Regions from separate parts of the Homo sapiens genome. Here regions 1, 2, 3, 4 and 6 are each linked to region 5. A link is a contact called in ENCODE Hi-C or POLR2A ChIA-PET data. All regions are on one chromosome and are shown on one strand. The core of a region is the stretch at or near the end of the contact, and the rest is flanking DNA. Distances in the headings are between cores, read along the strand shown.

Region 1 (4,661 bases), core at 611-3,110, 1.5 Mb after region 5:
CCCCTTGCTTCCACCTTCACTAATGAGTCTGTTCACAGCTTCCAGAGGGATACTGTCAAATCATAAATCATATTTCATCTATGCTCAGGGCTTGTCCAGGCTCTCATCTCACTCAGAGTAAAAGCCAAAGTCCTCACAATGGCCTACAAGGCCCTGCCTGGTCTAGCACCCCCATCTCCTTTCTGACTTCGTCTACTACCCCTTCCCCTTACTCATTCCACTTCAGTCACACTGGTCTCCTTGGTGTTCCGCAAACACTTTAGGCAGTGTCTACCTTCAGGGCCTTTACATTTCCTGTTCCCTTTGCTGCACACCTCATTCAGATAATCCTAGGATTCAAGTACGTTTTTAGCATCCAGATACCCAGATTCATTTGGTAATGCTTCCAAAATGATGACAGGAGAAGGGGCAGGTGGCGGGCCTCTAGCACACACACAGACTTTCCCTGCTACGTGCAGGGACACAGCCTGGCGGACAGGGCAAAGAAAGGCTGGGGCAGGAGGGGGACAAGGGGCCAGCTCACTGTCTCTGCCCGGGGTTCGCTGTCTGCCCCTTCCCCGCTGGGGGTGCATCCTTTCTGGATCATGGGGATAGCGAGCGTGGGGTCGACACCCGCATTCTCTCTCTCTTCCAGAGACTTCTTGGATTCTAAAGGAAGAATAGGAGGGAGCAATGAAGTCCCACTCTATCCTTCCACCTTCTTCCTCTTCTTCCTTCAATGGGGAAGGGTAAAGGGGTATCACTCACCCGCAATGAGCTCCTTCACAGCCTGGGACACCACCCCATCCGCCAAGGCCCCAGTATCTGTGGATGGCCCAGGGGGCCGGGCTGGTGGCTGCCTGCGATGGCCATTCTGGATCAAAGGGATGACGAGTTCCTTGGGGGCCTCCTGGGGCTTCACACTGATGTGGACACAGAGGGGTGGGGTTGGGAGAATGGCAGGGTCAGTGGGTCACACTCCTTCATTCAGAGAAAACACAAGAGCCAAACTCACCCCAGCCCCACAGACCATGTCTTCCCTACTCCATGTCTGGATCTCCTGTTCCTCTCTGATCGTGCATTCTCTGGATTATCTCCCCAGTGCCCCCAACTCATAAATGTCAGTGCCTTCGAGAAATAAGTCCTGCACTCTCTGTTTAACTCAATACCGGCTTCTACAATGGCCCACAAATCACTATCTTCAGCCCAGACCTTCCCCAGCTCCAGGTTCCCAAACAGCTTCCTAGATGCCTGATTCTCTTCTGGAAATCCCTCCCTCAGACCCCTCAGACACTCCTCTCCTCATTAAGCTGATGGTGGCCTCCATCAACCTGAATCTGCCGCTCCATCCCGTTCCCCATATCGGGGACGCCTCAGCCCTTCAGTTGAGACACTAGCAGGTCCTGTCATTTTCTCATTCTTTCCTTCTCCCAGAACGCACAGACCTTAGTGTCTTCAAGTCCTAAAGACACTTCTTCTCAGTAATACATCCTCTCTTCGCAATTCCCACAGCTATCAGGCCCAATTTCCTCACCCCCTCCTATAAACTCCCGCCTTCTGGCCTCCACGAATTTACTCAGGCTGTGCTTCAGGCTTAACAGGTCACTGTCACCAAGACAAACAACTGAGATTCCTCCCTCCCGCTTACGCCCACCGCAGAGATTTCCAAGGGGTGAAAGACCCGGCGCGTCACCTCTGCAGCTCCCTCCCTTCCACGGTTTTCAAGAAATCCTTCTCCTCCGGAGATGGCCCCGCGCCGTCTCCCGAGTCGGCCAGCCGCCTCCGTGCGGACGTGCGAGTGAAGCCGAATGAAATTGGGGCAGTGGAAGCAGCCGTCAGCGGCAAAACACCCTCTTTGGAGTCAGCCATCTTGCTCCTTTTCCCAGGCCGGCGCGCTGCTTGCTGGGAAATTTAGTTTGGGTTCAGATCGCTAGGGGCCGGCCAAAGTGCGTAAAAACTACCTTCCCATCAACCACTGTGGCACCGGCGGGAGGGGGCGGTAAGGGGCCGTGGGAAGTAATTGTCGCTCTTTCAAACGTGGTGGGAGCGCGTCGCGCCAAGCGCCCAGGGAAATGTAGTTTTTTTTTTGTTTGTTTTGTTTTGTTTTTTAAGATGGAGTCTCGCTCTGTTTCACAGGCTGGAGTGCAGTGGCGTGATCTCGGCTCACTGCAACCTCCGCCTCCCAGGTTCAAGCGATTCTCCTGCCTCAGCCTCCCGAGTAGCTGAGACTAAAGGCATGCGCCACCACGCCTGGCTAATTTTTGTATTTTTAGTAGAGACGGGGTTTCACCGTGTTAGCCAGGATGGTCTCGATTTCCTGACCTCGTGATTCTCCTGCCTCGGCCTCCCACAGTGCTGGGATTACAGGTGTGAGCCACCACGCCTGGCTGGAAATGTAGTTTTTAGCGGGGTAGGCATGGTGGAAGGTGGATTCATTCTTGCCAGACATTAATCTTCCTTCGTGTAGGCGTTTGACAAGTATTTATGGAGCGCCTAATGTGTGCCCTACTTATGTGGGAAGTGTTGATGAAGTAAATCATTTAGAAATAATCAGCTGGGTGTGGTGGCGCGCACCTGTAGTTCCATTTACTCCGCAGGCTGAGGCAGGAGGATGGCCTGAGGCCTGGGAATTCGAGGCTGCACTTAGCTCTTATCGCACCACTGCATTCCAGCCTGGGTGACAGAGCGAGACCCCATCTCTAAAAAAGAAAAAGGTCGGGGGTGGGGGGGATGGAGCGTCAGTTGTGTACAATAATAAATAATAGACATAAAATAAATAATAGACATAAAAAACCCCGTCTCTACTGAAAATACAAAAATTAGAGGGGTGTGGTGGCTCATGCCTGTAATCCCAGCATTTTGGGAGGCCGAGGCTGGTGGATCACCTGAGGTCAGGACTTTGAGACCAGCCTGACTCATATGGTGAAACCCTGTCTCTACTAAAAATACAAAAATTAGCCGGGCGTGGTGGTGGCGCCTGTATCCCCAGCTACTTGGGAGGCTGAGACAGGAGGATTGCTTGAATCCGGGAGACAGAGTTTGCAGTGAGCCGAGATCCTGCCACTGCACTCCAGCCTGGGCGACAGAGCGAGACTCCGTCTTAAAAAAGAAAAAAGAAAGAAAGAAAGAAATAGTGCCTATTGGCCAGGCTCATACCCGTAATCCCAGCACTTTAGGAGGCCGAGGCGGGCGGATCACTTGAGGCCAGTAGTTCGAGACCAGCCTGGCCAACATGGTGAAACCCCGTCTCTACTGAAAATACAAAAATTAGCGGGGTGTGGTGGCGCATGCCTGTAATCCCAGCTACTCGGGAGGTTGAGGCAGGAGAATCGCTTGAACCCGGGAGGCGGAGGTTACAGTGAGCCGAGATCTCAACACTCCGGCCTGGGCTATAGAGTGACACTCAGTCTCAAAAACAAAAGAAAAACAAAAGAAAAACAAAAAAAAAAAAAAAAAAAAAAGAAAAAGAATAGTGCCTACTGATGTCAGATTTTAATACTCAACAAGGCACTAGATTCAAATATCAATAAAATAGGCTGGGCACAGTGGCTCATGCCTGTAATCCCAGCACTTTGGGAGACCTAGGCGGGCGGACCACCTGAGGTCAAGAGTTTGAGACCAGCCTGGCCAACATGGCAAAACCCAATCTCCACTAAAAATACAAAAATTAGCCGGGTGTGGTGGCACATGCTTGTAATCCCAGCTACTCGGGAGGTGGAGGCAGGAGAATCGCTTGAACCTAGTAGGTGGAAGTTGCAGTGAGCCAAGATTGCCCCACTGCACTCCAGCCTGGGCAACAGAGCGAGACTCTGTCTCAAAAAAAAAAAAAAAGAAAAAGAAAAGAAAAAGAAAAAAAAGAAACTTGTAGTCTAGTAGGGAATACAGACATTTAAATACATATTTTAAAAATATAGCAACATGTGCCGAGCTTAGTGGCTCACGCCTATAATCCCAGCACTTTGGGAGGCCTAGGCAGGAGGATTGTTTGAGCTCAGGACTTTGAGACCACCCTGGGCAACCTAGTGACACCCTGACTCTACAAAAAAATTTAAAAATTAATGGGGTGTGGTGGCGCACATCTGTGGACCCAGCTACTCAGAGGGCTGAGGGGGGAGGATCACTTCAGCCCAGGAGGTTGAGGATGCACTGAGCGGTGATCAGGCCACAGCACTACAGCCTGGGCAACACACACACATATACATATAGCAACATTAAACATATTGTGAGAACCAGGTCCTAAGGCTTCAAAGATTACTGATATGAAGGAAAAATGAAGCAGTCAGAAAATTAAAAAAAAAAAAGATTATTGAGACAGATCTCTCTTGTGTAGGACCTCAAGAGTTCATACAGGCAGGGTGCGGTGGTTCATGCCTGTAATCCCAGCACTCTGAGAAGCCGAGGCAGGTGGATCACTTGAGGCCAGGAGTTCAAGACCAACCTGGCAAACATGGCAAAACTCTGTCTCTACTAAACATACAAAAATTGGCCGGGCATGGTGGCAGGCGCCTGTGGTTCCAGCTACTCAGGAGGCTGAGGCATGAGAATCGCTTGAACCCGGGAGGTGGAGGTTGCAGTGAGCCGAGATCACGTCATTGCACTCCAGCTTGGGCGACAGAGTGAAACTCTGCCTTAGAAAATGAAAAAAAATTTAAAATGAAAAAAAAAAAGAGTTTATACAGAGT
Region 2 (4,154 bases), core at 1-2,500, 1.5 Mb after region 5:
CCCCAACAGCCCGGACCACACTCACCCATTGCAGCACCTTCACAAAGCCGAGGGGCTCCTTGACCACCCGGAACTGACCCCCAGCCACCAGCTGAGGAGAGAAACAGTGGGGAAGGGGTGGGGTTGTTGGAGGTACAGGGAGGTGAGCGGCAAGGCTGCCCATCAATGACCCCAGGGGATGGAGCATGTGACCTCGGGGAGAGGGTGAGAAGGAGAAAGTGACACCTTGGGGATGGTGTGAGCCCCAGGGTCCAAGGACTGGTGGGAAGGTCTGAAGAGATGGTGAGTCAGATGGCAGAGGAAGTCGGGGGTGAGGGAGATGGGGATGAGGTCAGGACTAGTTAAGGAGGGGGAGCAGGTTTGAAACGTAAAGGCGAGTCGGATGGGGAAGGGGTTCGGGTAGAGAATGGGGATGGAGTGGGGTGCATTCGGGTGGGGGGGTTGTGATGGTGAAGGTGAGTCATAACGGGGCAGGAGTCGGTTTGGCTCAGGTGGGGGAAGGGTCTGCAGGGGTAAAGGTGTGTTAGACGGCGGTGGCGGTAGATATTTGAGGTGATGGGGATGGGGAAGGGTTGGGACTGATTGGGGGTGAGTTTCTGAGGTGGCAAAGACGAGAGACATGGCGGAGAGGGTCTGGACTGATTAAGGTGGGGGAGGGCTGGGACACGGCTTCAGTCGCTATGTGTTGGGGGTGAGGAGGCTGGGGGTTTTGGAAGGAGTAAAACCGGATTGTCCCCTAGGTGTGCTCTGGGGGAAGGGGTGGTCGCCTATGGGGGTACAGTCTCTGTTTGGGAGGGGCGGGTGCCAGCCCTCTCCCCCATCCCCGCCCCCACACCTTCTGTCGCTCTATTTCCTAGCTTATCCGCAGCACCCCCCATCTTCCTTCCACTCTCCCCTCCCCTTGTCCCTTGCCCTCACTCCAGCCCCCAGGCCCCTATTCCTCCCCTCGCGGTCGCCAGTAATAAACGGGGCTCCGGGGGCCCCCGCTGCGGCAGTGAGGACGGCCCTCGCTGCGGCAAAGAGCGCACTCCTTTTCTCCACCTCCCCCTTCCTCCCCTTCACCTGCCGCAGACCCCCATCCCCAGCGCCGGGGACCGGGTCTCCGCTGCCAGACCCTGGCCACCACCTCCCAGAGTCGGCTGGCCTGAGCGACCCGGCCTAGGCAGCCGGGCGGCGGCGGGCTCTGTCCACGGTGCTGGAGCGCGTACCTGATTCACCACGTCCATGTCCGCCAGCAGCAGCATCAGCAATGCAGGGGGCGGGAGGCTCGGCTAGCAAGGGCGGCGCGGGGCGCGGCGGGGGCGGCGCGCGCTCGTTGGAACAGCCCAGGCGGCTGCAGCCCCGCCCCTCGCGCCCCCTCCTTGCCCGCCACGCGCCTGCGCACAGCGGGTTGTACCACAGTCTCACCGGCAGCCATTCCGGCCCGGAGGCTGGAGCCGTGAGAGCGTGCGGGAATATGCGTTGGGAAAACACAAGTCGAGGGCCGGGGAGAGGAGACCTCCCTGCTCGGTCCTACAGTGTGACAACTTTGCCAGGCTCTTTTCTGAGTTTGTTAAACATGTTCACTCATTTAATGCTTACAGAAGTCCTACGTTGTAGGGACTATTAGGCCGTTTTTACAGACGAGGAAAATAATTCCCCAGAGAGCTTAAGTGACTCTCACAAGGTCAGCCAGCTACTAGCTGGCAGTGCCCAGAGTCCCTGCAGTTTAAACACGGTTCAAGGCCTTCCAGGTTCCTTTTTCATAGTCTGCATTTTAAGCACACCCTGAAACTCCTGCCCCCATCTAGCCATCTCCCTTATTTCTTTCTTCCTCTTTGTCAAATTAATGCCTACTCGAACTCTACCACTTTACCTATTTATTCCTTAGCTCTCTCTTAATTGGAATAACCCTCCTTCCTGCGACTAAAACTAGGCCCATCAAGGTCAACAGTGATGGCTATGATGCAAAATCCAAAATACAGTTGGGGCTTAAGATGCTCAACTTCGGCCAGGCGCAGTGGCTCATGCCTGTAATCCCAGCACTTTGGGAGGCCGAAGTGGACAGTGGATCACTTGAAGTCAGGAGTTTGAGACTAGCCTGGCCAACATAGTGAAACCCCATCTCTATTAAAAATACAAAAATTAGCTGGCTGTGGTGGCAGGCGCCTGTAATCCCAGCCACTTGGGAGGCTGAGGCAGGAGAATTGCTTGAACCCAGGAGGCGGAGGTTGCACTGAGGCGAGATTGCACCACTGCACTCCAGCCTGGGCAACAGAGCGAGACTCCATCTCAAAAACAAACAAGCAAACAAAAATACTGAGATACTGTTTTTCATCTTTCAGGGTGGTGAGTATCAAAAAGTTTGATAACGTTCCGTATTGGTAGGTTGGCCAGAAACAAGCGTTCTCATAAATCGCCTGTGGAAGTTTCATTGGTATAACGTGTAGAAGGCAATCGGGCAAAATCTAAAAAAAAAAAATAACAAATTCATTTACTGTTTGGTTCACCTTCATACTTCTAGGAATTCATCTTACAGATAGACTCATACATGTGCTAAAAGATATATGTATAAGATAATACATGACTGGGCTGTTTATTTTTTATTTTTTTTTGAGACGGAGTCTCACTCTGTTGCCCAGGCTGGAGTGCAGTGGCATGATCTCCGCTTACTGCAACCTCCGCCTCCCGGGTTCAAGCAATTCTCCCTGCCTCACCCTCCCTGAGTAGCTGAGATTACAGGCATTCACCACCACGCCCATCTAATTTTTTTTTTTTTTTTTGTAGTTTTAGTAGAGATGGGGTTTCGCCATATTGGCTAGGGTGGTCATGAACTCCTGACCTCATGTGATCTGCCTGCCTCGGCCTCCCAAAGTGCTGGGATTACAGGTGTGAGCCACTGGGCCAGGCCAGGGCTGTTTATAATAGGATAAAGAATGGACACTCCCAAAGTGCTCATTGTTGGTAGCCTGTTTAAATAAACTCTGATACTATGCCGCTGTCATTATAATAACATGGAACTATGGAATGATTGCCAAGATATTTAGTTAAGTAAAAAATGCAAGATGTCAAACTGTGTGGTAATTGTGTACAAAGAGAAGAGAAGGGTTATATCAGACAGAGAATAGCTAACATTTAAATTGTGGCTGTTTTCTGTCAAGTACTCTTTAGAGAACTTTGCCTGTATTACTCACTTAAATTCTTACTGTAACCCTATGTGACAGGTACGACAACTATCTTTGTTTTACAGCTGAATAAACTAAGAGGCGGAGAGGAATTTTCCTAAGTTCACACAGCTGGTAAATTGGTAGAACCAGGATATGAACCCAGGAAGTCTGGCTCCAGCACCTGTTACTCTTAGCCACTGTGCTAACTTATCAGTACACCATCTTTTTTTTTTCAGCACACCATCTTGTATGTCTGTGAAAGATACCTGATAATACTATTTGCTTCCAGAGGGTAGGGAAACTTTTCACTTTATACCCCTTTGTACCTTTTGAGACTCCATCTCAAATAAAATAAAAAAATAAACAGCCTGGTAGTGTATCATCTTATACATACACCTTTTAGCACATATATGAGTCTACCTGTAAGAAATTCCTAGAAGTATGAAGCTGAACAAAACAGTAAATGAATTTATTTTTCTAGATTTTGCCCAGTTGCCTTCTACACAGGTTATACCAATGAAACTTCCACAAGCGATTTATGAGAACGCTTGTTTCTGGCCAACCTGCCAGTATGGAACATTATCAAACTTTTTGATACTCACCACCCTGAAAGATGAAAAACAGCATCTCAGTAGTTTTGTTTTGTTTTGTTTTTGAGACAGAGTCTCACTCTGTTGCCCAGGCTGGAGTGCAGTGGTGCAATCTCAGTTCACTGCAACCTCCGCCTCCTGGGTTCAAACGATTCTCCTACCTCTGCCTCCTGAGTAGCTGGGATTACAAGCACAAACCACCACGTCCGGCTATTTTTTTTTTTTTTTTTTTTTTTTTTAGTAGAGATGGGGTTTTGCCATGTTGGCCAGGCTGGTTGTGAACTCCTGACCTTAAGTGATCCACTGTCCACTTGGCCTCCCAAAGTGCTGGGATTACAGGTGTGAGCCACTGCATCTGGCCTACCTTTTGAATTTTGAACCATCTGAATGAATATCTTTTTTTTGAGACAGGGTTTCC
Region 3 (4,386 bases), core at 614-3,113, 1.1 Mb before region 5:
AAGATCGCTTGGGCTTGAGAGGTTGAGGCTGCAGTGAGTGGTGATAGTGCCACCGCACTCCAGCCTGGGTGACAGAGCCAGACCCTGTCTCAAAGCTTTTTAAAAAAGCCAGAGAGGAGGGAAAAGTGAAAACAGAAGGGAAAGTTGTAGATTAATATTGCAAAATCATATCCTTGCTATAAACGAGATGTGTACAGAGGTCAATGCATATATGAGTTTGGTAGTGGAAAAGTGAGAGATCGTCTAACATGGTTTCTTTATGAAGTAGGCAGTAAGGTCATGTGCTGAGAAGAGGTGGGTGGGGGAAGAGGGGTATCAGAAGTCTGAGGAGACTAGAGAAGGTTTGAAATCATCATAATGGAACTGGAGACTGGGAAGTGACATGAAGAACCTAAGATTTCAGCAACCATTTCAGGTTGATGATTATGAGGTTATCTTGATGCTGATCTGTTCTGTGGGCTCCCAAAGTGCTGAGATTACAGGCGTGAGCCACTGTGCCTGGCTCACACCTGTGGAGAAATGTTTCGCAGTGGTGTTTGCAGGCACAGAGAAAGCCAAAAGCAGGGTTTGGGGGATTTTGCTAGATGAGTAATGAAAAGGCAGAGGGCACGTGAGTTTAGCTTATTGGAGGGAGTGTTATTAAAATAATGGTATGGCATCTTTCAGCTGAATATGAAAAATTGAGAAGAAAGTGGGGGTGGTGGTCAAAAAGTGGAGGTTGGAGAATAGGGAAGATTTGAACAACTGGCTGGAAGAAGAGGGGAATTGTGGAAAGAAAACGAAATGCTTGAGTCAGTGGTTTCACAGGTGGAGTAGCTTCCGTGATGAAAAAGACCAGTGGAGAGCATTGCATATGTTCTCACTCTTCCAATTTGAACACCTTCCCCTGGTGGAGATAAGTAGATATGCTTTCTATGTTTTATTAACTTTACAACACCTTCCCCAAGCTGGTGAAAGGAAGCTCTCACTTCCTTATTCATTAGCCTGATGAAACAGAGCAAAATGTATCTTTTTTGGTTCTGTTTTGAATTTTAGTAACTCTAGTCTTCATCTGCCTGTTGGACTTCCTGTCTCTTTTTCATCTATCTTTGGGTACACATTTCTTCTTACGGGTCCTTTTAAACACCGAGCTCCTGAGAAAGGTCACCATTCTACCACTTTGATTCTGTAAATGTCTTTTGCTCATAGGTGTCAGAATAGGCTGGGTTATACTGTGGTAACAACCCCCAAATCTCGCAATCCCAGGAGGTACATGGGTACTAAGAATTATTCACATTTTACAAATGACCAAACTGGGCCCCAGAGTATTGGTAAAATGTGCAGAGCCCATCAGCTGGTGAAACCCTAAGGAACACAACACTTAGAATTTCACAAAGGCTAGACTTTATGAAATGTGCTGCGTGGATGCAGTAGTATCTCCAACCCCCCTGGACCGCTCTGCCACGTACAATCTTCTATCTTTCAGTCCGGAACTCAGTAACACCCACTCCAGGGCTGATGGGGGCGCTGGATGTATAGTGGCGAGTGTTTATCTGCCTAGGATAGCGATGGCTAGGCAGGGGACATAAAACAGAAGAGGCAGTGACCTTCTCCGGGTGGGGTCTATGGCCCTTTACTGGGTACATTCTGTACACACAGGCCCCTCCTTTGCCTGAAGTCATTGATGAAGACTTCATTACGGAGGGTTTGGGGAAAGGTGGGGGTCTGGCTGGGTAAGCCGGCGTCCCAGCCCCGCTACAGCCCCGCCCAGATCTGGCAGAGCCGTGGGCGAACCCAGGCGGGCAGAAAGGCGGGGCGGGCGGCTGCCAAGCCGGCCAATAGGCGGCTCTCCGGCTGCTAAGCCGAGAGGGCAGGGGCGCCGTCAGTAGCACCACCGCCTTCCAAGTTTCCCCTTGTGGATGCGCGGCCCCGCGGCTCTGCTCCTCCCGGCGCAGAGGGGCCGGGAGAGGCCACAGGAGCGGACCTGGCACGGGATTTCTGAGGAACGGGAGAAGACTGGCGCCCGACCCGCTCTGGAGGGTCGGTGAACGATGAAGGGCCGGCGGCGGCGACGCCGAGAGTACTGCAAGTTCGCGCTGCTGTTGGTGCTGTACACGCTGGTGCTGTTGCTCGTCCCCTCCGTATTGGACGGCGGCCGCGACGGGGACAAGGGCGCCGAGCACTGCCCCGGCCTGCAGCGCAGCCTGGGAGTGTGGAGCCTGGAGGCGGCGGCGGCCGGCGAACGCGAGCAGGGAGCGGAGGCGCGGGCCGCCGAGGAAGGGGGCGCGAACCAGTCTCCTCGGTTCCCAAGCAACCTCAGCGGCGCTGTCGGGGAGGCAGTGTCTCGCGAGAAGCAGCACATCTACGTGCATGCCACCTGGCGCACCGGCTCGTCCTTCCTGGGCGAACTCTTTAACCAGCACCCGGACGTTTTCTACTTGTATGAGCCCATGTGGCATCTATGGCAGGCGCTGTATCCGGGCGACGCCGAGAGCTTGCAGGGCGCGCTGCGCGACATGCTGCGTTCGCTCTTCCGCTGCGACTTCTCCGTGCTGCGGCTGTACGCGCCGCCGGGGGACCCCGCTGCGCGCGCCCCGGACACGGCCAATCTTACCACGGCCGCCCTCTTCCGCTGGCGGACTAACAAGGTCATCTGCTCGCCGCCACTGTGTCCTGGCGCACCCCGTGCCCGGGCCGAGGTGGGCCTCGTCGAGGACACCGCCTGCGAGCGCAGCTGCCCACCCGTGGCGATACGCGCCCTGGAGGCCGAGTGCCGAAAGTACCCGGTGGTGGTCATCAAGGACGTGCGCCTGCTCGATCTGGGCGTGCTGGTGCCCCTGTTGCGTGATCCAGGCCTCAACCTGAAGGTGGTGCAGCTTTTCCGCGACCCGAGGGCGGTGCACAACTCGCGCCTCAAGTCTAGGCAGGGACTGCTGCGCGAGAGCATCCAGGTGCTGCGCACCCGCCAGAGGGGCGACCGCTTCCACCGTGTGCTGCTGGCGCACGGCGTGGGTGCTCGCCCCGGGGGCCAGTCTCGCGCGCTGCCCGCCGCGCCGCGCGCCGATTTCTTCCTGACCGGTGCGCTCGAGGTGATCTGCGAAGCCTGGCTGCGCGATCTGCTTTTCGCGCGCGGCGCGCCCGCCTGGCTGCGGCGCCGCTACCTGAGGCTGCGCTATGAGGACCTGGTGCGGCAGCCACGCGCCCAGCTGCGCCGCCTGCTGCGCTTCTCCGGGCTACGCGCGCTCGCAGCGCTCGATGCCTTCGCGCTCAACATGACTCGCGGCGCGGCCTACGGCGCCGACCGGCCCTTCCACCTGTCAGCGCGCGACGCCCGGGAGGCGGTGCACGCCTGGCGCGAGCGCCTGAGCCGAGAGCAGGTGCGCCAGGTGGAGGCCGCCTGCGCTCCAGCCATGCGTCTGCTCGCCTACCCTCGCAGCGGAGAGGAGGGCGACGCGGAGCAGCCCAGGGAAGGGGAGACGCCGCTGGAGATGGATGCCGACGGCGCCACGTAGCCTCCCATCCCTGTCCCCGGCACGGATCCGGGTAAGGTGGCCCGGGGCAAGGCAGGGACCGGGACTGGTCTTCCGGGAGCCTGGAATGGCCTGGGGAGGGGGAAGTGTAGGGGGGAGGGTACCATGCTGGATCCCATTCTATCAGATCAGGTCCAAGAGGATGGGAAAGTCCTGCTCGTAGAATTTGGTAGATTCATCGGAATCTCCAGCTTAGCCTCGCGCCTCCTTAGAGGGAGATCCTGAGATGAGAGAGGATATTTAGGCGTGACTGAGGTGGAAGCCAGGTCTCTGCATTCCCATTCCCCTGTATGAAGTAGGAGGTTTCAGAGGGCTGAGGAGAGTAGAGAAGGTTTGAAACAGTCATAATGAGCCGTGAGACTGGGAATTGACATGTGGAGTATAGGATTTCGGAAACCATTTGAGGTTGATGATTATGGAGTTATCTTGATGCCAGTTTGTCCTGTGAGGAGACTTTGCAATGGTGTTTACAGGCACAGAGAAAGCCAAAAGCAGAGAGTTTGGTGGAAAGGCATTGATTCTAACCCTACCTATCCCTAATCTTTCTGTTTCATGTTTCTTCTCTGTCTGTTTTATGCGCAGGCTCCAGGGCTTTTCTCCTGAATTTCCAAACATGCAGGCACAGTCCAGCGGCTCTTGCAACACTTCTTGCACATTGTGTGTCTCAGGCGCTTGTGTAGTGAATAGACTTGCTTTCCCCTGGCTCATGTGCGCCTCTCTGTCTCCCCTCCCCCTCCTTCCCTCTCTCATTTCCCCTCTCCCTCTCTTCCTCTTCCTCCCCCTTCCCCTCCTCCTCTCCCTTCCCCCTTCTCCCTGTAGCTGGCGTTTGCAGGATATTTGACCATATCCCATTCACATCAGGTCACAAAAGCTGCCT
Region 4 (4,167 bases), core at 778-3,277, 1.3 Mb after region 5:
CACCTGTAGTCCCAGCTACTCGGGAGGCTGAGGCAGGAGAATCGCTTGAACCTGGGAGGTGGAGGTTGCAGTGAGCCGAGATTGTGCCACTGCACTCCAGCCTGGGTGACAGAGTGAGACTCTGTCTCAAAAAAAAAAAAAAAAAAAAAAAAAAAAAAGAATTAAGGGAAAGTGCCAGGCGCAGTGGCTGACACCTGTAATCCAAACACTTTCGGAGGCCAAAGTGGGCAGATCACTTGAGGTCAGGAGTTCAAGACCAGCCTGGCCAACATGGTGAAACCTCATCTCTACTAAAAATACAAAAATTAGCTGGGCGTGGTGGTACGCACCTGTAATCCCAGCTACTAGGGAAGCTGAGATAGGAGAATCACTTGAACCCGGGAGGTGGAGGTTGCAGTGAGCTGAGATCGTGCCACTGCACACTATAGCCTGGGTGACAGAGAAAGACTCTGTCTCAAAAAAAAAGAAAAAGAAAAAGAATTAAGCATCCTCCTCCCTACCAGCCCTATAGGACCCTGAGGCTGGTTCTACCCAGCAAGGCCGGTTCCTTCCCATTAAGGAACTTACTGTTCCTTCCCCTACCAGGACTTTTCCCTCCCTCCCACGCCACCAGCCTCCACTCACTGTTCTCTGGTAGTCTGCTCAAGGTCAGAGGGCTTGGCCTTCACAGAATCTTTCCTACTCCTGTCCTCTCCAGGACCCAGTGATCTGTCTCTCCAAGTACTGGTCCAAGTGGAATATCCTTTGTACCCCCCGAGACTTGCCCCCCAACAAAGCCCAGTAGTTCTCCCTCATTCATGGCCCAGTGGGATCAATGTTCCTCATTCAAGGGTATTCCCACTCCCCTCAAGATCTCCCCAGTCATGATCCATTGGGAATGGCCCTACACCCTTCAGGGTAGGCCTCTACAAGGCCTTGGGTAGGCCAGTTGGATGACTCTTACTCACTTAGAATCCCTTTCAGATGACAGTGGTCTTCCCCATTCATGGGTTAATCAACTCGCCCTTCCATTCTCAGTGTCCCTCACACAGGGACAGCTGGTTTCCCTCATTCAAGGACCAATTGGATTACCTGTCCTCCCTCAGAGTTCCTCCCCTCCCCATGCAGGACCCTGTTCAGACCCCCCCCCCAGTGAGGAACCCTCTCAACAAGGGCCCATTCATAGTGCAATGCTATGGCCTTTCATTGCATCTCAGAGTCCCCCCAAAAGAATCAAGTGGGGGTACCTCCCCAAAGCCCAGTGATCTTCCCTCCTTGTAGTCCAAGGTATCAATCTTTTACCCCTCTGGTCCTCCCCCCAGTTAATGGGATTAATGGTATTACCCATTCATGGCCTTCTTCACCCCAGGCCTAATGGGATCACCCTTAATCATCCAATGGTGCCGCCCCCTCTTAGGATGCACTACCAACCACCAATGGCACAGGATCTCCACCTCCCAGGAACAATGACAACATCTGGGGTCTTTCCCCAATCCCCGGGCACAGTGGTATCTCCCCCAAAACTTACCACCTCCCACCCGCTAATGGTTCTGCCCTCTCAAGGGCTCCCACCACCATGACGCAAACGACCCAACACCCGCTTCCTTCCTCTCCAGACAAAATGGTTTCGCCTTCTCAGGATCTCCTTCCCTCAAAGCCCATTATCATCACCCGCCGACGGTGTCCCCTGCACGGGCCCAAAAGTCTCGTCCCCTCCAGGTCTGAGTAAGGTACCGCCTACTTAATGGCGCTCTCCCAGCCCACAATGCTAACAGAGTCCAACCTTCAAAGCCGCAGAGTATCTCGGAATCCAATAGTCTCACCACTCCGAGCCTCAGTTTCCCTTCTCCAGACCCACCCCATAAACTCAGGGTCCATCCCAACCAACCCCTTCTCAGAGCTGATAGCACGACCTCTCGCTACCCCGCCCCCGGTCGCCTAGCCGGGTGGTCTTTCCCACCGCGAGCGGCACCTGCATCCGCTGAAACTCCTCCTCAGACAGAGCTTGCGCCATGTTCCTCCCCCCACCCCCCCGCCAGCTTTCTGCGCAGACGCAGCTCGCGCCTCCTGGCAGTATTAAGGTCGGACCAAACCACTGGCCAGGAATGGAGGGGGTAGAACCTAATTCCGAAGGGCAGCATTTTGGAGACGCAGAGAAGAGAACGAAACCGACGAGTCAGGTGAACTGTAATACAACGTTCTACCCGAATGTAAGTCATCTGATTGGCTTTTGGACTCTTCTAGGCCACCCATTGTGATACGACATTATTACATCCCCGTTTCATGGGTGGACTCGTCGCTAGGGAAGTCTTTGCCGACAGAAAATCACCCTTCCGCGGTATTCCTTTAATGAGAATGGGTAACTTAATAACCATAGAAATGAAAGCGGAAGCTTCGCTCTGGTCTTGTTCCCGCCCCTCCTCCGGGAGACCCCAAAGGGGAATCCCACCTCTTGTAAAGCCTTTGGCCTTTTTTTTTTTTTTTTTTTTTAAGGTTTGACACTTATTTTGTTATCATGATACTGCATGTCACGTTAGGTAAAGGACTTAGCCACCAATAAAAATAGCAGAGTGGAAAGAGTGACAGTGAATCAAACGAAAAAGCTACATTAAAACAAAACAAAAACAAAAAACAAACCAGGGTGGTGAAACACCAGGCTCATTCAAGTATTAGAATTCACTATAACCCTCACCGATCTGAGAGTAAGAAATGGTATCTCAGTGTAGTTTTTTTCTTATTTTCTTTTTTCTTTCTGTTTTTGTTGTTGTTGTTGTTGTTGTTTTTCTTTTTTGAGACGGAGTTTCACTTTTGTTGCCCAGGCTGGAGTGCAGTGGCACGATATCCGATCACAGCAACCTCCGCTTGGCGAGTTCAAGCGATTCTCCTGCCTCAGCCTCCCGAGTAGCTGGGATTACAGGCGCCCGCCACCTCGTCCGGGTAATTTTTTTTTTTTTTTTTAGTAGAGACGGGGTTTCTCCATATTGGTCAGGCCGGTCTCGAACTCCCGACCTCAGGTAGTCCGCCCGCCTCGGCCTCCCAGAGTGCTGGGATTAAGGCGTGAGCCACCGCGCCCAGCCTTCTTATTTTCGTAGAATTTAATGATTTCCCTGCTGTGGAAAAATATTTCCAGCAGGGCCGGGCGCGGTGGCTCACGCCTGTAATCCCAGCACTTTGGGAGGCCAAGGAGGGCTGTTCACTTGCGGTCAGGAGTTCGAGACTAACCTGGCCAACATGGTGAAACCCCATCTCTACTAAAAACACAAAAATTGGCCGGGTGTGGTGGTGGGCGCCTGTAATCCCAGCTACTCGGAAGGCTGAGGCACGAGAATCGCTTGAACCCGCCAGGCAGAGGTTGCGGTGAGCCGAGATCGCACCACTACACTCCAGCCTGGGGGATAGAGCGAGACTCTGTCTCCAAGAAAAGAAAGAAAAAGAAAAGTATTGCCAGCCAGGACTCTTTGATTTCTTTCTTGATTTAATTGACTTTATTGAAAGATAACGCTATTGATCTGTCTATATACATAAATGCACCCATTTTAAGGGTACAATTTAGTGAGCTTTGTCTAATGTATACAACCTTGTAACCACCATCACAAGCAAGATAGGGAACATTGATTTCTTTGTATCCTATCCCAAACCCCACCCCCTATCCCAGGTAACCAATGATTGGCTTCCTGTTACTGGATTACATTTCTCTTGCAGAGTTTCATGCAAATAGAATGAGACAGGATGTATCCTTTTCTGTCTGGCTTCTTTCACTCATCATAATCCTTTTGAGATTCATCCAAGTTGTTTCGTGTATAAGTATCTTTTTTTCTTTTTATTGACTAGTAAAATTCCATAGTATGGGCCGGGCGGGCTCAGTGGCTCACGCCTGTAATCCCAGCACTTTGGGAGGCCGAGGCAGGTGTATCACCTGAGGTCAGGAGTGCAAGACCAGCCCAGCCAGCATGGTGAAACCACATCTGTACTAAAAATACAAAAATAAGCTAGGAGTGATGGTACACGCCTGTAATCACAGCTACTCAGGAGGCTGAGGCATGAGAATCGCTTGAACCCAAGAGGTGGAGGGTGCAGTGAGCCGAGATCGTGCCACTGCACTCCAGCCTTAGCGATAGAGGGGAAAACTCTGTCTCAAAAACAAAACAAAACAAAACAAAATCCATAGTATGACTATACCACAATTTG
Region 5 (4,141 bases), core at 618-3,117:
AAGTGGGGAGAAGTCCTTATCACTGTTTAGCATAGTTTATGTTTTGCTCCCCACCCTTCCCCAAATTGAGGCTCTGGGAAGGCAGGGATTTTGTCCTATTTTATTCACTGTCACATCCCCAGCACCTAGCTTATATCCTACTGGGATATAAAACCTCGCATAGTGCCTGGTACATAGAAGATACTCAAAAAAATATAAGTTGCATGAGGGAAGGGGTAAGCTGAACCCTGTGGGCTCAGAGGGGCGGGTAGACACTCACACCACTGTGTCAACGAAGAAGTTACAGCCCAAATCCACCTGCATATATAACTCCGAGTGCTTAGCTTCCTGTGGGGCCAGGGAAAAAGAGGTAGGGGTCAGTGGTGAACTCTTAGGTCAGGTGACAGGGTTGGGTCTGGAGTCTCTCTTCCCATTTCCCTCCCTTGCCCACACATACCAAAAAAATGGTACCCAATCCCATAGTCTTTACCTGGAGTCGCTCAATGACATTTCTCAGTTGAAGGTATTTGGCCAGCTGCTCATATACCTTGTCTCGATGGTCCAGCACCTTTCTGATGGGACGAAAGTACAATGGTGACCAATAGGCAGCCCCATTCCTCCTAGTATACCTCATATCATGACCCTCTGAGACTCTCATGTCACCATACACTGAAAAGGCTTTTTAGTGCATAAGTTAATTTTCGGCTCTGGGTCAGACTGCCTGGGTTTGGATCTGGGCTCTATCCTTTATAGATGTGTGACTTTGGCAAGTAAATAACCTGTTTGGGACTCAGTTTCCCCATTTATAAAATACAGATGACAGTATTACCTTGTAGAGTCATTAGGATTAAATGAGCGTTTACTACAAAGCATCTAGAATAATGCTTATCAAATGGTAAACTCTCTATATACATGTTAGTTATAATTACTATTATTATACTCCCAATACTGAACTCCAATCATAATGTCCCATCCTCACCCTAGAAAAATCCTCCATCCCTTTTAGGATGCTCATAGGCCTAGTTCTGAACACCTTATTTCCTGCTTAGATTAACAAAGATTGCAATAATATTTCTTCATACTCATTGAACCTCTACTATGTTTCAGGCATCCATGCTAAATTCTTGACAAAGATGGGACACATCAAAAACTCAAAACCACTGCATGGGGAAGGTTCCAGAAAACTCCCCATTTCACAGAAGAGTAAAGTTTATAGGGCACAGAAAGGCGAGGTAGGACGTATTCACAAGGATGAAGAATGGCCGAGCCAGGATTCGAACCCGAGAACTGTGGCTCCAGAAAACAAGCCTTAATCTGTTAAACATCGGAGGCCGCGCATGCGCTGACACGCCCCTGCTATGAACGCCACGTCCCAGCCAAACTGCACCCCGGATGTCGTCCCCACTTCTCGCTCCAAGGAGCGCGGGGCCGGACTCTGAACGCCTCGCCCGCCAATTCAAAGGGTTGGCCCTAACTTTGAACGCCCCACCCACCACGTGGAATGTTCCAAACGCCCCGCCCCCCGCACTGTCACTCACCGCAAGTCCCGCTGCAGCACGTCACTGATGAAGGTCTCGTAGCGCAGCACTTTCTCCCCCGTGGCCTCCACCGCCCGCCGCTTAGGGGGCGTCGCCATGATGGGCTCCTGGGGAGTGGGGAGGGGGAAGACCATGTTGACCGATCCAGTTTGGCCTCACACACAGTTCATCTCTACCCTCTCAACGCTGGGAATCGGCTTGTCCGGCTCAAGCTGGAGGTTCAGCCTTCCGCCCCTCCCAACTCGGGGACCCGACCACCCAGGGACACCCAAGCGCGGCCTTTACCTCAGGCCGCCAGCAATAAGAACGGTTGGTAGGAACCGCGGCTTCCGGGTGGCGCGGGTGAATGACGTAAGTGGCAAGCGCGCTGGCCAACCAAATAGCCAGTTGGGGAGGGGCGGGCCTGAGTGGAAGAAGACGGGCCAAAGGGGAGAAGAGAAGGGCAGGGCTTCACGGAATCCGAGGAGATCAAAGAAGACTAGGGCGTGCGAGCAGGGGCCGTCTGGCAATAAACCGGCCAATGGGGGACTGCAAAAGCGGCGCCTGGAGCCTATGGAGACCGTGTGTGGCTGGTGGGGGTGGGATTTAATGGGATTTGGCGGGTTCTAAGGTAGGCGCGACGCACAGGTGGAGGTAGAGGAAGTGAAGAGTTTAATATTTAAAAGGACCTAAAAATTGACTATGGTTCTGGTCTATAAGGAAGATCCCGTGTGATCTGTCGGCCTGGATATTGATTTTTCACACGGGAGGTTTGGATTTCACTCCTGGCAATGGGACTGAGTATAAGCATTTAAAAGGTTTTAAACAGAGACAGGTTTTCTAAAATTCATCTTTGATAACTCCAGCTCTGCACTCGCAACCCATAAGTGAGGCTCAAGTGGAAATTGACAACACTCTCTGTCTAATCACCTCGTTTGATAGTCAAATGGAGAGGGTGGCTGAAGTCCTCTGCCGAAGATTGGCCATCTTGTAGTTAGGCATAGTTCCCATGTTTTTATTTAAATGGTAAGGTTTTTGTGAATTTATTCTTATGCACTAGAGTGACTGAGTGAATTTATTTTTCAGGTTAGATTTTCAAACAAGAACTTATAACCCAGCAAGAATGGGCCTTTGCCTGGAGAAGAATCCAGACCATGGGATGAATCCCCAAATGCTATTTCCATCTGTAGAGCCTAGAGCACCCACCCCTACCAAGGAAGTCTTCCCAGATAATTTGTGTTTCATATGTAAAAGCAAGTTTTTTTTTTCAAATGCTCAAAACCCAAGCAAGTTAAGCCCTTCCTTCCTTCCTTCCTTCCTTTCTTTTCTCTCTCTCTCTCTTTCTTTCTCTCTCTCTCTCTTTCTTTCTTTTTTTTCTTTTTTAGACAGGGTCTGTGTCCCCTAGGCTGGAGTGCAGTGGTATGATCATGACTCATTGCAGCCTCAACCTCCCAGGCTCAAGTGATCCTCCCGCTTCAGCCTCTGGAGTACCTGGGACTACTGGCATACACCACCACGCCCATCTAATTTTTAAAAAAGTTTTTGTAGAGACAGAGTCTCACTATGTTGCCCAGGCTGGTCTCAAACTCCTAGGCTTAAGTGATTTGCCCACCTCGGCCTCCCAAAATGCCGAGATTATAGGCATGAGCCAGCACACCTGGCCAAGTTAAGCTTTTCTTTGCCCTTAGAACGAGATAATTGTAAAATGAAAACATTGAGATTAGTTTTTTTGGTCTGTAAATCTCATGTTACATATAGTTTAAATTACATTGAGTGTGATTGGAATAGATACTAGGTAGAAAAATATTATCTAGTTAATCTATACCACTTTCCTGTGAAAAGAGAGAAAAGAAGACACATATTTATTTAACAGAGAACACAATTCTGATGGGCTGGAGATGAGTCTGTGTAAGTCTATTAACTTATATTTCACAAAAAAGAATTTTTTACTTAAAAATGTATTTCCAACTTTATTTTTACATTTCAAACCTACAGAAAAGTTGACAGTGAACACTCATATACCCTGCACTTAAGTTCGCCAGTTGTTTTATTTTGAATTTTTAAAATTTTTTTAGAGGCAGGGTCTTGCTCTCTTGCCTAGGCTAGAATGCAGTGGTGTGATCTCGGTTCACTGCAACCTCTGCCACCGGGCTCAAGCAATCCTCCCGCCTAAGCCTCCTGCATAGCTGGGACTACAGGCATGAGCCACCATGCCCAGCTAATTTTTTGTAGAAATGGGGTTTCACCATGTTGCCCAGGCTGGTCTCGAATGCCTGAGCTCAATCAGTTCGCCTAACTCGGCCTCCCAGGGTGCTGGGATTACAGGCGTGAGCCACCATGCCCGGCCTGGATTCACTCGTTGTTAATATTTGATCACATTTGCTTTCTTTCCAGACCATAGGATAATTGTTGACATGGCTGCATAGCATTCCATTCTTTGGATGGCCTCAGATTTTTGAGCCACTCCTCTGTCACTGGATATTTGAATGTGTTCAGATATTTTCGTTGTTATAACCAGGATGGGATAAGTCTTTGCTGTCAAATTTTTGTGCGGAGCCATGATTATTTCCTTGTGATAAATTCCTAGAAGTAGAATTTATAGATTTTTTTTGAGACAGAGTCTCACTTTGTTGCCAAGGCTGGAG
Region 6 (4,574 bases), core at 1,969-4,468, 1.3 Mb after region 5:
CTACTTGGGAGGCTCAGGTGGGAGGGTCGCTTGAGCCAAGAAGGCAGAGGTTGCAGTGAAGATCACACCACTGCACTCCAGCTGTCTCAAAACAAACAAGCAAAAATACAAAGAAAAATCTGGTTATCAACTGAAGGCTTTCAGCAGAAGCAGCACCACCATTATGTGTTTTGTTTTGTTCCCTGACATATCCCAGATTAGAATAGTACCTTACACAGGTGATCAATAAATGTTAAACAGATGACAGCACTTAATAGCATGGGCTCTGACAAGCAGTTAGCACTCAATAAACACTTATTGTGTAATGGTTTGTTTTGTTCACGGACGTATATGAAGCACTAGAACAGTGGCTGCTAACAGAGTAGGGCTGAATAAATATTTGTTAAACAGGTGAAAACAATTAGTAAAAAAGGACCTAGCACAAAATGAGCTCTCAATACTTATGTAATACTTTGCTGAGTGTCTAGAATTATGTCTGTCATATAGTAGGTGGTCAATATACCTAATTTGTTAAACAGCTGAGTGATTTATTACAAAGGACCTAGCACAAAAGGACTTAGTGTTATCATGTGTTTTGTCAGCATCACCAAGCACCTAGAACCAGCCAATAAAAAGCCTAAATGTGGCCCTGCGCAGTGGCTCACGCCTGTAATCCCAGCACTTTGGGAGGCCGAGACGGGCAGATCACCTGAGGTCGGGAGTTCGAGACCAGCCTGACCAACATGGAGAAACCCCGTCTCTACTAAAAATACAAAATTAGAGGCCGGGCGCGGTGGCTCACGCCTGTAATCCCAGCACTTTGGGAGGCCCAAGGCGGGCAGATCACTAGGTCAGGGGTTCGAGACCAGCCTGGCCAACATGGTGAAACACGGTCTCTACTAAAAACGTAAAACTTAGCCGGGCATGGCAGCGGGTGCCTGTAATTCCAGCTACTCAGGAGCCTGAGGCAGGAGAATCGCTTGAACCCAGGAGGTGGAGGCTGCAGTGAGCTGAGATCACGCCACTGCACTCCAGCCCAGGCAGCAGAGCGAAACTCCGTCTCAAGGAAAAAAAAAAGTCATAAATGCAGCCGGGCGTGGTGGCTCATGCCTGTAATCCCAGCACTTTGAGTGGCCGAGGCAGGCGGATCACCTGAGGTCAGCAGTTCAAAACCCGCCTGGCCAACATGGTGAAACCCTGTCTCTACTAAAAATACAAAAATTAGCCGGGCATGGTTGTGCGCTCCTGTAGTCCCAGCTACTTGGGAGGCTGAGGCAGGAGAATCACTTGAACCCAGGAGACGGAGGTTGCAGTGAGCCGAGATCGCGTCACCTCACTCCAGCCTGGGCAACAGAGGGAGACTGTGTCTCCAAAAAAAAAAAAGTATAAACGCTGGGGGCCACAAAATCCGCCCCCCACTGCCTCCCCAAGCCCTGCGCAGGTACACTTCGAGCAGCAACCTTCTGGGATGAGGTAGAGCCCTCTCCTGGCCAGGCTGCTGACTTGCACGGCAGCAGACGTTTTCTCACCGAGATGCAAAAATACCGATATTGCGCAGGCGCACCCTCTCCCTTTGGGTCCCATGGACTGCGCAGGCGCAGTTTCCCCTAGAGCCCGCCAGGGGGCGCTCCCAACTCTACAACTTGCCCAGACCCGCCCTGATGTCCGTTAGCGTTATAACGGCAAGAGAGAAGCAGCCACCATCACCATGGCAACCAGTGACCTCTGCCCCTTGTTCCCCACCAGCACGCCCTGCGGGCAGTCCCCCAGCAGTGTTTGGAGGAAGGATGGTAAAGGTTTGTTGGAGGGGAGAATCCAGGGCTCTAGGGGAATTGGGGTGAATCAGAACTGTATGTCACCCCAAGGGAGTATAAATGGGCTGGCAGTATTCTCACTGTTACAGGGCCCAGGGAGTCATACATCCCCTGGAAAAGCAAGGAGGTGAATACATCAGTGATGGAGTAGGTAGGTTAGGAAGGGCTCCGAAGGTACTCACCAAGGGGGACCAGCCCAGCACACGATTCCGGGGAATCACTTTGATGGCCACCTGGAGAAGAAGGCCGTGATAAGGAGGCCAGCAGGTGATCCCCAGACCCCTCCCAGTCTAGACCTTCTGCCTACCTCCAGTATTCCTCCATCTACCAGCACTCTAGTCTTTCTGGTCCCCAACCACAGCACCCCACAGAACGCGTACCAGGGCGTCTCCCCTGCCCTCCAGGTCCTCGGAACCAAGTTTATCTCTCCCACCTTCCTTAGCCCTGGGCTCTCCGTTCTCAGGCATCAGGACTCATCACTCCAAGTCCTGAGTTCTAGATTTCCTGATACCCCAGGCCCACAATCTTCCTATTTAGCTCTACGACACCCCAACTCTGTACCAGGGTCCTGGTCCGCATGACTCCACACTGGACACCTACCTCCAAAAGTCCCACAAATCTCACATCTAGGTCCCTGCTTTCCCACACATACACAGCCTGGACCCCGGGGTCAAGGAACTCCGGAATCTGAAGCCCCCTGCCCCCCCCCCCCGCCCATAACCTCCTAGACCGACACACACACGCGCACGCACACACACCTGGCCCTCTACACACACTGCAGGCTCACTCCTCGGACACGGACACGGACACACACACACACACACCTGGTCCTCTACACACTCTGCAGGCTCACTCCTCGGTCAACCAGCATTCCAGGGCCAGGACCCCCGCCCCCGCCACACGCACCTGACCCTCCCAAGACCCTCATGACGGATACCTGGAGTCGATCTGTGAGGCGGTGTCCTGCGAAGACGGTGCCAAAGCCCCCCTTACCCAGGAGGGGGCCGAGTCGATACTCGGCCTCGAACGCTTCCCGATCCTTGCCTCCTACGCAGGCGGAGGCGAGGAAGTCAGGGTGGCGGCGTGCTGAGCCCAGCCACGACTCCCTCCCCCCGCGCTGCAACCCATCATTCCAGCCCACCCCGTCTGGTTGCAGTAGGGGAGGATGTACTCACCTGGCGGCGGCGTGGGGGTCCCGGGGGGCGCGGGAGGCCCCTGTAGAGGCTTGGTCAACATGGAGGTGGCGCTGCGCAGATTGAGCCCACTGAACCCGCTAAGCCCGCAGGGCGTGGACGCCCGGGGCAGCGCAGCTGGGGAGCCAGGGCTGGGGGGCGCCAGGGTGGAAAGCAGAGAAACTGGTGGCCCGGAAGCGCCCGCAGACGGCGCAGCGTTGAGATTCGCCGCGCGCGCCAGCCCCAATGCTACTGAGCCTGGGCACGCGCCTCCCGGGAGAGTCACCCTGGGCGACAGCCCCGCCCACCTGGCTTTGATCAATCCGGACGCGGCACCTGCTGTACCACAGCCAATCGGAGCCAGTTCTTATTTGCATACCACCCTCATCGTTTCAAGGGCCCCCTTATGCAAATACACGCTCGGTTCTTCCGAGGAGGCGGGGCCTGCATGTAAATGAGGGGGCTTGAGGTGGGGCTCACACCAAGAGGAAACCGGTTCTGGGAATCCCTTTGCAGCACCGCGCTTGTTTTGGTTGTTGCGCGGGGTTGTTGTTGGTAGTGGTGGCGGTGTGTGTGTGTATTTACACTTAAAAAATAACTGCGCAGTATCCTTTCCTGGGAAGTTGGTTTGCCGCCGCTGCCTGGATATTAGCACAGAGATAGCGCCAGGCCGGGCTTCTAAGAATTCGCGCTTGTGGCTATCCAAGACTCCGTCTCGAAAGGTGCTTGTCGGACTCCTTCACCGGAGTCCTCCAGGCGACTGGCGGCCTTCACTGGAAAGCTGAGGCCAGGGCCCTGGAAATATCTGGTAGCCAGGGAGGGGGAACCCCTACCATCAACGCCACGGGTGTGCATTGGTCAAAGGCAGCATTGCCTGGTGAGTGTTTATTGGAGCTTTTAACCCTGAGCCCTGGGCCCAGTCAGCAAGTCTAGAATCTAGAACAGCAGGGGGTGGTTCTTGGGGGATGGGGGTGAGCCCAGAGTGGTGGTGGCATGGGGCTGCTCTTGGAGTTGAGAGAGGCAAGGACTGAGAGACATGATAGAGGCTGCTAGAGAAGTGGCAACTCTCAGACACAAATTTGTGAAAAACAGCCAGAAAAGGCGCCACACCCCAGGAAGAAAAATGCACTCCAAAGACACATGAATGCCAAGATATACACAAACACATACTGTCAGACACATTCACAGAAACGACCTAGATACACATGCAGCCAGAGACTGACATACACTTTCAGGCAAGCACACTGTCAGAAAAATAGTTATGTCCTAGAATGACACCCAGAGATACACTGTTACAGAAAGGCACTCACGCAGACCTACATTTGCCATGTGATGACACAGAAATGTCCCGTCACACTGGCAGAACTTGTCACAAACACACTGTCACCATCAGATATGCACTGTCACAGCAAGACTTGTACTGTCCCAGAAATGAGAGACGCAGAGTCTGTCACAGGAAGATGCACAGATGCTCCAGGGACACACATGCACTGCTCTGAAGGCAGACATGTACTGATGTGATAGAATCACATTTTGTGGCAGTGTCACAAAAACAGACATGGATAGACCTGTTCAGACACAGACATACATACACCATGACACATGCAGT

What was found. A loop is a pair of places that touch in the nucleus more often than their neighbours do. ChIA-PET counts read pairs that join two places held with the same protein, here RNA polymerase II (POLR2A). Pooled maps may share reads with other maps.
Region 1: a loop to region 5 is called in a map of B cell, with 9 times the contacts of the local background. The contact joins the promoter of GPKOW here to the promoter of UXT in region 5. A Hi-C loop is called at or near these places in 1 of 168 maps with a recorded cell type or tissue (B cell) and 6 of 50 pooled maps. POLR2A ChIA-PET finds 5 or more read pairs at or near these places in 2 of 52 experiments (activated CD8-positive, alpha-beta memory T cell and activated naive CD4-positive, alpha-beta T cell).
Region 2: a pooled map shows a loop between it and region 5 (6-fold over the local background). The contact joins the promoter of SYP here to the promoter of UXT in region 5. A Hi-C loop is called at or near these places in 10 of 50 pooled maps.
Region 3: a loop to region 5 is called in a pooled map, with 11 times the contacts of the local background. The contact joins the promoter of CHST7 here to the promoter of UXT in region 5. A Hi-C loop is called at or near these places in 2 of 37 single-sample maps with no recorded cell type and 6 of 50 pooled maps.
Region 4: a loop to region 5 is called in a pooled map, with 18 times the contacts of the local background. The contact joins the promoter of GRIPAP1 here to the promoter of UXT in region 5. A Hi-C loop is called at or near these places in 6 of 50 pooled maps.
Region 6: a map of B cell shows a loop between it and region 5 (9-fold over the local background). The contact joins the promoter of PIM2 here to the promoter of UXT in region 5. A Hi-C loop is called at or near these places in 4 of 168 maps with a recorded cell type or tissue (B cell, CD4-positive, alpha-beta T cell, CD8-positive, alpha-beta T cell and 1 more), 3 of 37 single-sample maps with no recorded cell type and 7 of 50 pooled maps.

The regions. Positions count from the first base shown.
Region 1 is chrX:49,121,875-49,126,535 of GRCh38, forward strand. GPKOW (G-patch domain and KOW motifs) reads right to left here and starts at 1,861. Exons shown (of 11, transcript NM_015698.6): 1 at 1,673-1,861; 2 at 748-902; 3 at 524-648. The coding sequence starts at 1,848. RefSeq lists enhancers at 1,531-2,184, 2,185-2,838.
Region 2 is chrX:49,198,943-49,203,096 of GRCh38, forward strand. SYP (synaptophysin) reads right to left here and starts at 1,251. Exons shown (of 7, transcript NM_003179.3): 1 at 1,209-1,251; 2 at 26-91. The coding sequence starts at 1,244. It overlaps SYP-AS1 (SYP antisense RNA 1), which reads left to right. Exons shown (of 2, transcript NR_046649.1): 1 at 1-282; 2 at 3,230-3,512. RefSeq lists silencers at 1,084-1,133, 1,204-1,443.
Region 3 is chrX:46,571,902-46,576,287 of GRCh38, forward strand. It overlaps CHST7 (carbohydrate sulfotransferase 7), which reads left to right and starts at 1,864. Exons shown (of 2, transcript NM_019886.4): 1 at 1,864-3,522. The coding sequence starts at 2,031. The coding sequence ends at 3,491. RefSeq lists silencers at 2,882-2,931, 3,052-3,111.
Region 4 is chrX:49,000,237-49,004,403 of GRCh38, forward strand. It overlaps GRIPAP1 (GRIP1 associated protein 1), which reads right to left and starts at 2,028. Exons shown (of 26, transcript NM_020137.5): 1 at 1,952-2,028. The coding sequence starts at 1,993. RefSeq lists an enhancer at 2,037-2,146 and a cis regulatory region at 3,419-3,919.
Region 5 is chrX:47,657,313-47,661,453 of GRCh38, forward strand. It overlaps UXT (ubiquitously expressed prefoldin like chaperone), which reads right to left and starts at 1,868. Exons shown (of 7, transcript NM_004182.4): 1 at 1,803-1,868; 2 at 1,518-1,624; 3 at 470-551; 4 at 260-327. The coding sequence starts at 1,615. UXT-AS1 (UXT antisense RNA 1) reads left to right here and starts at 1,521. Exons shown (of 2, transcript NR_028119.1): 1 at 1,521-1,868; 2 at 2,583-2,799. RefSeq lists enhancers at 1,212-1,715, 1,700-1,959, 1,716-2,217 and silencers at 1,440-1,519, 1,798-2,137.
Region 6 is chrX:48,915,806-48,920,379 of GRCh38, forward strand. PIM2 (Pim-2 proto-oncogene, serine/threonine kinase) reads right to left here and starts at 3,219. Exons shown (of 6, transcript NM_006875.4): 1 at 2,969-3,219; 2 at 2,731-2,840; 3 at 1,976-2,026. The coding sequence starts at 3,029. RefSeq lists silencers at 2,996-3,135, 3,226-3,465 and an enhancer at 4,516-4,574.